Linked DNA regions of Homo sapiens: all the other regions are linked to region 1. The links are chromatin contacts, found by Hi-C or POLR2A ChIA-PET in ENCODE. All regions are on one chromosome and are shown on one strand. Each heading gives the region's core, a stretch centred on a gene start or an enhancer-like site at or near the end of the contact. The rest is flanking DNA. Distances are from core to core; before and after follow the strand shown.

Region 1 (3,077 bases), core at 296-2,795:
AACAAAAATTTGCTTGGACAATTTAAAAGTGTTGAAAAGAAATGTGAAAGTTGAATCCAGTGCCATCACAAAGACAGTCCTCCCATTAACAAGTTCAGGTACAGATACACACACTGCTTAGAGACTTAAAAAGTGGTCTTATGAACAGCATTTCTGGAAACTAATCTGCCATATTAGCAGTGTTGTACAATTATATTTGTTAGAGCCATATAAACAAGCACTTGTTTATGAATTTGAAAACTCCTTATTTCTAATCATATAACAAGTTCAAAGGGCAATTCACATGACCTTCAAGAACAGCCTGTCCTATTTCACATTTCTTTCATTACCTGTGTAACTACCTTAAAATAAAGATAAATACGGCCTGTAAAAGTAGCTGTTTAAACTTCAACCACAAAAGTAGATTTAAAAATTCAGTAGTTAGCAGATGTTATAAATATTGAATATTGTATAAAAGAAGGAGATAAAGGAAAACGACTCAATATTTGATATAATGATTCAGCATGTTACAGAATAAACATCATGCCAAAACCAGCTTTAAGCTTTCCACTGAAAATTTACATCCTCAGGAAGTCATCTGCATACCAAACTCAAATAGGAAAAAAAATACATAAAGCAACTCAATATATGCATCTAAGCTTCATGTTACACAATAACAACTCCTTTTGAATTGGAACAAAGCTTAGATTACAAAAAAAGAATTAAGCACAGGATGCCAAAAAACAGAAAAGACACCTATAAGACAAATGAGCATATATACCAAACTATTTCAGCTGGCAACATCTGAGATCATGCTACCATTGTTTCACTTCATGGTAGCAAAAATTCGGAGTACAGTAGTCTTGACTTTAGAGTTCTTCCTTCTGTTTAAGTCAACTGAACATTACATAAGGCCCCTGAACACAAATCACCAGGTATGGAAGAGATAAAAATTAAGAGACATGTGGCTACATTATGAAATGTCAAGAAAAAGAAAAAAATACTAGCAAAATAGACCATTGGAATCCAGAGGTCAGTGGGTTGAAGAAGTAAGGGATGGCTTCAAAGAAGAGACAAGATAAGCACTGCATCTTGAAAGATGTGAAATGCTGGAGTGGGAAGAAAATAATCCAGGAAGGAATCCTTCACTGTTTAAGTGGAAACTGGGAAGAATGGTCTCGCAGGACAATAGGATAGGGGCTAGCTTACAAAACCCAACTGCAAGGGTGAACTTAAGGGTAGCATGGAAGGTAAACCACTTGAAAAAAAATACTAATTTGACCAAGGTTCACAGGAAGATGACTCAGAAGAACAACGAGAACCAATTATGAAGCTTATCCCCCCGAGCCAAGAATGAGGTAATAAGAATCTGGGGGCAGAATGGCAGTGTAAGTGGGAAGTGAAAATGGAACACTAAAAGCCACCACTAAATGTAGAAATGACGGGAATCAAAGCAAGCACAATCATACCGAGGCAAGTCAGAGGGGCCTAAGTACAGACTCCAGTGCTAGCGCTTCACTAACTATGCAACATTAGGCAAGGAAGTAAGTGAACCTGTCAAAGCCTGTGTCTGAACTTGTAACATGACAACAACACTACACAAGGCTGTGGTAAGAATTTAAATAAGTGAGATATGATAGTCAAAGTGCATGGTAAGTTATAAAAAAATTGATAGATGTTAATCATTTTCCAGTACTTATTTTACAAATACTTAGTCCAAGTTCCTAAAAGTCACTAAGTACCTAACACAGTCCCTGGCATCCGTTAGGTAACTGCTGCTGAAAGGAGGGAAAAAGAGAGAAAGAGAAAAAGTGAAGAGACAAGAGGCAGAAACATCCTAGCTCCCACATAGGAGAATCTTGATTTGGAACTTGGAATCTTTTTATAAGAGTATACTTATAAGCTTCAAAGTTAGCTAATCTGTGTTTTAACACCAACAGTGAGTTCTTACAGTACTAAAAAAAGAAAAAGCTACTAAAAAAAAAAAAAAAAGTAGGACTAAATCAATGTAAACAGGATCTGGAATCAACTCTAAGGTACAATGAATAATCTATGGGTATCATTCAAATCTTAATTAAAACTGACCTATGTTTACTTTTAAGAAAGCTTTAAAAGGACATTTGTTGAGCTAAAATGGAATCTACCCAGTCTCATTTCTAAAAAGGTTTAAACTGAAAAAGAAAAGAAAGCATATGCTTAGAGATTTCATTCTCACATTTAAGGAAATAAGTGTTCCAAAAATAAATTTTAATTTAATCATTTTAATTGTATGTTCATGCTCTTATCTAACACTGTCTCCCTGGAGGTCAACTTTCTGAACACCCAACAAGACAATTAGCCAAAACAAGGTTCTTCCCTATGGTGGGAGGTCAACCAGCCATCTCTTACTGCCTTTGTGCCTGATCACTACACCTGCGCTCTCTCCTGCACATGTCTTATTGCTTCATCACTCGTGGCACTTCTCCACTGCTAAGAAAATCTTGTTGTCCTTCACTGCATCGATCTCGTCAAACAGAAAAGGATTGTGACAAGGCAGCATTCCAGAAGGCCTTGCTTGCACCTGGCACTCAGTACCTCTCGTCTCCATTTACGCCGAAGTCTAAAGGCAAACATTCATTTTATACTCCAAGTGTGCGCACACAATGAGTAGCCCAAAATTATTTACAATACTGTCAATTACACTGACATTACCCAATTACAGAAAGCAAACTACACACAAATAATGGTAGGCACGACAGCAGAGAAAGAAAATGTGACTTAGCATCACAAATAGGTTTAACTGCTAACTTCACCACTGTGACCTTGGACAAGTCACTTAAAAGCCTTCCTTTCCTCCTCCGAAATTTTAATAGCTACCTTTCTTGTCATAAGGAAAAATGAGAACTTATGCAGAAAGTGTTCAGTATATGGTAAAATGCCAAATAATTATGGTCTTAATTATAATGATATGATTATTAGACATATTCCATAAAATCTACAATCCAATGGGTTCCTACTGGCTCCAAGTTTCAATTTGGTTCTTGTACAAATCTTCTTTTTCCAGAGAGACAAGAAAGGGAAAAAAAGATAATCAAGATAAAGAGGATAAGTTATAAGTA
Region 2 (3,077 bases), core at 245-2,744, 120 kb before region 1:
TTAAAAATACGAACTATAATCATCATTTTTAATATAGTCAAAGCAACTTTTAACTATTTTAAGTGTTTGAGCTCTTTCCTACTCTTTGTTCCTTCATAGTCAGTGTTCAATTTCATCAGCCTCAGACTTTTGTTTAATAAATCATACTTTTGGCCAGTTGCAGTGGCTCACATCCATAATCCCAGCACTTTGGGAGGCCGAGGAGGGTGGATCACGGGGTCAGGAGATCAAGACCATCCTGGCTAATGCAGTGAAACTCTGTCTCTACTAAAAATACAAAAAATTAGCTGGGCGTGGTGGCACATGCGTGTAGTCCCAGCTACTCGGGAGGCTGAGGCAGGAGAATCGCTTGAACCTGGGAGGCGGAGGTTGCAGTGGGCCAAGATCGCGTCACTGCACTCCAGCCTCGGTGACAGAGCGAGACTCCATCTTAAAAAATAAATAAATAAATAAAAATCACACTTTCTTTTCAAAAGCAGCACAGTAGTGAGATATTGCTGAGGATCTATTTCCTCAAGTTTCAGCACTGTTGTTCCTTTTCCTTACATTTATACAAAATCATTCCAGCGACCAGGGATTCCTACTAGCACTTGTGACCCTCAAAGCAAAAGGAAATTTAGCTAGATAATGAGGTAAAGCTGTATTCCAGGATTATGTAACCTACCTGAACTCAAAAAGCAATGTGGTCTATTGATCATTGCTACAAGTATTTTTCTAGATCTTAGTTTAAAATCTGTAGGTCATAAGAATATACGACATCTTGTTAGCTAAAGTAAAAACAATTCTATTGTGCAATTCAAGTACTTCTCTGCTAAAGAAAGTTTTGATACCCAAAAGACCTATATTTCCCAAACCACTATTAGGTACCCAGCAAACCTTCGTAACAGTTTCAGCTTCGTATTTATCTTCCATTCCCAATTCTGCACATAATATAACTAGGCAGAACTTAGATCTATCTTTTAACAAAAAGTCATATCAGATTCCTGAGAGGTCCATTCCAACTTTAGTTTATCCTACTCACACTTTAAAGCAATTTTTCTTAGAAGTACTTTCAATATGCCAGAGAAGATTCATTTCTAAAATTGAAAATTCACATTATCATTAAGTTTTCTCTTTTCTGGGAAATAAAGATAATTCCATGAAACTTCATTCAAGCACTTTCCCCAAAATTAAAAAAAAAATACTGTGTCCTTTATATCCTTCCTTGTATAATAAAATGATGTTTGCTGCATGAAACACAAAACAAGGTAGAAAGACAGCTACGTGAGTCCTCCCTTTCTTACACTTTCAGTTTCTATGCAGTGATTGCTTAAAATAGCTATAAACAGCTATGACTACATTTCCTGGTAAATTAAGTCTGCAAGTACCACCTTCTTTGACCATTAAAATATCTTCTGGATAGCTTGTAGGTTCAGGGATCAAAGGGAAGCTCTACCTGGAATCTGACTAAAGTGATTCAGAAGGCAATATCCTAAGTAACACAATGATTAGGTTTACATAAGAGGATCAACGAGAAGACAAAGTTTACTCAAAAACTAAGTCACATCTGTCATTTAAAGCACATGCACTGAGAGAAACCTGATAATTTACATAATATTTCTCCTTACATATCACAGAAATTTGTGCCATCACCCCTTTACCAAGTGTTTCCAAATAATCTCTTCTGGGTCTGCTTCCAAAAGGTACCTCAAAAGCCATGAGAGCCTTCAACCCCTGTCACTTTCATTTGAAAGGAAGTTGGGTGCAAAAGGTTGGTTTGAGCTCATTCCTTGGGCTCTGTCAGTCAGCCTGAACCTGTCACTGCAGGCAGTCCTCAGTGTCTTGAGGAATGTTTGAGTCCTGGCTGCAGACCAGCCACTGATCCCTCTGGTAATATCACTCTTACAAAAGGGCTACCATCTCTGAGCACTCAGAAAAGGGCTGTGAAATGGAGGTAGCTAAACTATTCAGAGCAATAATAAAACACAGCCTCTGTCTATTTAAAGCTCCTGGCTGAGCTGCAAAGCCATGTCAGCTCTTCTTTCTGTTCTTAGTCCGATGCTTAGTGGTTACATAGAAATGAGACCTTCCCTTGACAAGAAAAATCTTCCTCCTTTTTTAGATGTCAGGAAACAAACACACAGGACAAACACAGAAGGGGAGTGGGAAATGGAAGGAAGAGTTTGGCATAAGGAGTTCACTTCAGAGATCAACCCCCAGTGAAAATGCCTGATTGTGACAACTTTATCATTTTTTCATTTCCCCAGCAGACACAGTATTAAAACCAAATATACACACCAATTTATGGGGGAATAAAAGAAGAGGTTTCCAGGAGGATAGCTCAAGGGTGATAGCAACTTCTTACAGCTTAAACCATTATGAAAAAAAAAAATCGAGCATACACCATCAATAAGTATAAAAAATAAACCATATTTAGTAATATATATACAAATATGCATGAATAAACACAAAGGAAATACAGTAACAGGGCTTTCTTTGGCTCTAGATTATATCTTTCATTTTACATTTATATATGCAGAAATGAGAGCTTCTTAGTGAAATAAAATGGGCTTATTTTATGCTGAACATGCAATATTCATAAATATCAAATGCTTTTATTAGATTTAAGATTTTCTTGTTAAATTTAAATCTTTCCCACTACAGCCTCTGAGATCTAGTGGTGGTTCTGCCATGGTGTTTCACGCCTGCACGTTAAAGCATATGCAGAAGCCTCCACCTTATTTAGCAGTCAGGCTGCACACACTGGAGCTCTCGTTTTTGGGCACCTTTGAAGACAGAGTGATATTTAATACTGCTTATATTTAATATAAGCAGTCTTTTCTGCTTATATTCAGTATTAAATAATTGCTTCCCACTTCAGAACTATAGCATGAGTTATCATCTCTGACTTGCTCTCTTAAGTGCTATGGCCAGCATGGAAAAAAAATGACGAAGAATATTATAGGCTTCCTCAAGGGAGTTGGAGCTTTGCTAACTGCCAAGAAGAAATCATGGCTAGTCAGAAACAGCACAATGAGATACAGCATGAGAAATGACATATGTTATTGGGCCCTAGTTCTAGGAAATCATTTCTACTA
Region 3 (3,077 bases), core at 384-2,883, 68 kb after region 1:
AAGGCAGAGACTGGAGTTATGCAGCCACAGGCCAAGGAATGCCAGCAGCCACCAGAAGCTACAAGAGGCAGGAAACAGATTCTCCCCTAGAACCTCTGGAGGGAGCAAGTCCCTGCTGACACCTTGATTTTGGCCCAGTGAAACTGATTTCAGACGTATGGCCTCCAGAACTGTGACAAGGTAAATCTCTGTTGTTGCTGGGCTTTTTTGTTTGTTTGTTTAAGACAGAGTCTCACTCATGTCACCCAGTCTGGAGTGCAATGGTGCGATCTGGGCTCACTGCAACCTCTGCCTCCCGGGTTCAAGCGATTCTCTTGCCTCAGCCTCCCGAGTAGCTGGGATTACAGGCACCCACCACTAGGCCCAGCTAATTTTTTTGTATTTTTAGTAGAGGCGGGGTTTCACCATGTTGGTCAGGCTGGTCTCGAACTCCTGACCTCAAGATCTCTGTTGTTTTAAGCCGCCAAGTTTGTGGTAATTTGTTACAATGGCAACCTTAGTTACAAGAATGTTCCATCTGTTAAATCCCTGATTGTACTGCACTAGAAGGGGGCTGAGAAGCTGAAAGATGTGGGTGAAGACCAACAAACATGGGATTTAGGGAAAGGGAAAAGAGGAATTGACAGACCTGTGGAGTCTGGAGGTTGGGGGAAGAAGTCAGGAGGTCAAAGTGATCATTACAGGTATACTCATCTGGGAACACCAGCTACAATGTGGGGATGATAGGTGACAGAAACAGACCAGCGGTCCAGCTTTTCTAGGCCAATTCTTGGATGGGGACATGAAGCCTGTGGAGAAAATGAGGTGGCCACAGGAAGGAGCATAGATGATGTTGAGGGATGCAGTCTGGCTTCATGGTTAAAAGCAAAGGCTTTGGGATTAGAAAGACATGGATCTAGCTTCCAATTCCACACCACCTACTAAGCGTGAAAGATTCGGACAAGTTTCATTCCTCTTAGAACCTCAATTATCTCATCTGTTAAATAGGATTATTAATATCCATACCTCAGATCAAGTCAAACAATTACTGTAAGCACATGGTGAGTGCTTAAAAATGTAGGTGTCATTATTACCACTATTGTCATCAGTATTATTAATATGAATATGACTGTAGCTATTACAGCATTAGTCTCCCTACCCTTAGGTACGGCCGCATTTCTATTATTTTTTTAGGAACAGTGTGGCAAGCAGAAGAGTGGCCAGAACGGTGCAGAGGTTTGAGCTGTGGCACCCGGCGTGACCTCTCATTCCCGGCCGGGTCCCGGTGACAGATCCGCCGCCTCCACTCTGCAACTCCTCGCCGCAGTGAGACGCTGCCCCGCTGCTGGCCGGCCCGAGCCCCCTCCCCAGCGCCGGCCTCACCTTTTCATAGTTCTGCATGAGGCGGCTGATACTCTCGCGCTCGACCTGCCATTCGGGTTTCTTCAGTTGCTTCCTCAACTGCTTCTTTTTGTTCTGCCTATGGCTGTGTTTTTTCTTCCAGCGATTGAAGCTCCGCACCGGGTCGGGTCGGGCTCCCGAACCCGGAGAGTTGGCCGTTTTGCCCATTGCGGCGGCGGCGGCGACAGCTCGGATCAACCCCAGACACGAGACACCTAAGGCCAGACTCACGGAACCAGCATGGGACAAACGCACAGAGGCGCATGCGCGAACTCAGAAGCCCGCCCCCGAGCTTTTGAAACCGGGGCACGCGCCAATGACGTCAGGAAAAGGAGGGCTGTGATTGGCGAATTGGCTCCTGCTGGGAGGGGCAGCCTGGGGAAACGGGGGCGCAGCACTCCACGGAAGGGGGCGAGCTGAGCCGAGCCGGGAGCACGCCGGCTCTTTAAAAAAAAACGCATGCGCACTGTTGTTGTTACTATGGTGACGTCATACACTGACCCTTTAAGGGCTATTAACACATTTGCTCCAGGTTCAACTTTGCTAAGCGTTCGTGAGTATGTGTGTAAACACATACAATCTGTGAATGAAAATTGTGACCCTCGTTTTGCACTTTTCGGGCCAACGAGCCAAAAGATTTGCCCAGAAGTAAACAGCTAGTTAGTGACTTCTGATTTCCATCCATGGTGGTTGTACTTCCTCAGGAATAAAAATGAATATTCTATATTCTTCTTATGCCCCTCTGGGTTTTCCTTTTCCTCTGGGCCCCTCAGACTCTAGCTGCAACAGCAAGGAAACTGGAACGGAATCAAATTGAATTTGCCTTAAAATGCTTTTATGGAGACAAAATGATAACTAAACGTAAGGAGGTAGGTAATAGAGGCCGGGCACGGTGGCTCACGCCTGTAATTCCAGCAATTTGGGAGGTCGAGGTGGGTGGATCACCTGAGGTCAGGAGGTCGAGACCAGCCTGGCCAATATGGTGATGCCCTGTCTCTGCTAAAAATACAAAAATTAGCCAGGCGTGGTGGTGCACACCTATAATCCTAGCTACTTGGGAGGCTGAGGCAGGAGAATCGCTTGAACCCCGGGGGCGGAGGTTATAGTGAGCCAAGATCGCCCCACTTCACCACAGCCTGGGTGAAAGAGTGAAACTCCGTCAAAAAAAAAAAAAAAAGGAGGTAATAGAAAAGTTATTGCAAGTTGGACATTTAAGTGAACTGGCTTTCAATGAATTGAATTTTTTGACACATTTACCTACAGCCTCCAGGAAAACACCGGATGTGGGTGGGAGAGCTTAGCTGTAGCAAAGGAGATTGGAAAATTGAGTTCAAAGTTCACAGGCAGAATTTTGGGCTCTCAAATTTCCTTTCCAACCCCACATATCCAGATCACTACTCTCAACTCTATGCCCATCCTCCAAACAAGACATGGCTTATTGGAAGGGAGTGAGGACAGGAGGTGAACAAGAGAATTTCCACACTCAGGAACACTAGATGTGGTAGACAGTAAAGCTCAATAAGGAGTGATTACATGAAAGTGTATATACATCCTCAAAAAATTAAAAATAGAACTCCACGTGAGCCAGCAATTTCACTTCTGGGTATGCATAGCCAAAATAATCGAAAGCAGGGTCTCAGATATTTGCATACCGTGTTCACCACAGCACTATAGCTAAAATGTGGAAGCAACCCAGG

Evidence for each region. Hi-C counts contacts between places; a loop is a spot of excess contacts on that map. ChIA-PET counts read pairs that join two places held with the same protein, here RNA polymerase II (POLR2A). Pooled maps may share reads with other maps.
Region 2: a pooled map shows a loop between it and region 1 (5-fold over the local background). The contact joins two enhancer-like sites. A Hi-C loop is called at or near these places in 10 of 37 single-sample maps with no recorded cell type and 13 of 50 pooled maps. POLR2A ChIA-PET finds 5 or more read pairs at or near these places in 6 of 52 experiments (AG04450, OCI-LY7, Panc1 and 3 more).
Region 3: a loop to region 1 is called in a map with no recorded cell type, with 9 times the contacts of the local background. The contact joins the promoter of DDX10 here to the enhancer-like site in region 1. A Hi-C loop is called at or near these places in 1 of 168 maps with a recorded cell type or tissue (GM12878), 16 of 37 single-sample maps with no recorded cell type and 12 of 50 pooled maps. POLR2A ChIA-PET finds 5 or more read pairs at or near these places in 7 of 52 experiments (AG04450, GM12878, OCI-LY7 and 4 more).

The regions. Positions count from the first base shown.
Region 1 is chr11:108,732,004-108,735,080 of GRCh38, reverse strand. The region is part of intron 13 of DDX10 (DEAD-box helicase 10); the gene reads right to left. The region is part of intron 2 of LOC124902750 (a long non-coding RNA gene); the gene reads left to right. Among named protein-coding and RNA genes, the nearest start is that of DDX10, 68 kb to the right of the region's middle. RefSeq lists an enhancer at 1,190-1,309. Within about 2 kb of position 1,545, at least 7 of the 41 ENCODE cell types and tissues checked have a DNase peak (open chromatin) inside an H3K27ac peak, as active enhancers do; they include GM12878 and endothelial cell of umbilical vein, where a contact is called at or near this core.
Region 2 is chr11:108,852,833-108,855,909 of GRCh38, reverse strand. All of the region lies in intron 16 of DDX10 (DEAD-box helicase 10), which reads right to left. Among named protein-coding and RNA genes, the nearest start is that of DDX10, 190 kb to the right of the region's middle. Within about 2 kb of position 1,494, at least 6 of the 41 ENCODE cell types and tissues checked have a DNase peak (open chromatin) inside an H3K27ac peak, as active enhancers do.
Region 3 is chr11:108,663,625-108,666,701 of GRCh38, reverse strand. DDX10 (DEAD-box helicase 10) reads right to left here and starts at 1,633. Exons shown (of 18, transcript NM_004398.4): 1 at 1,363-1,633. The coding sequence starts at 1,548.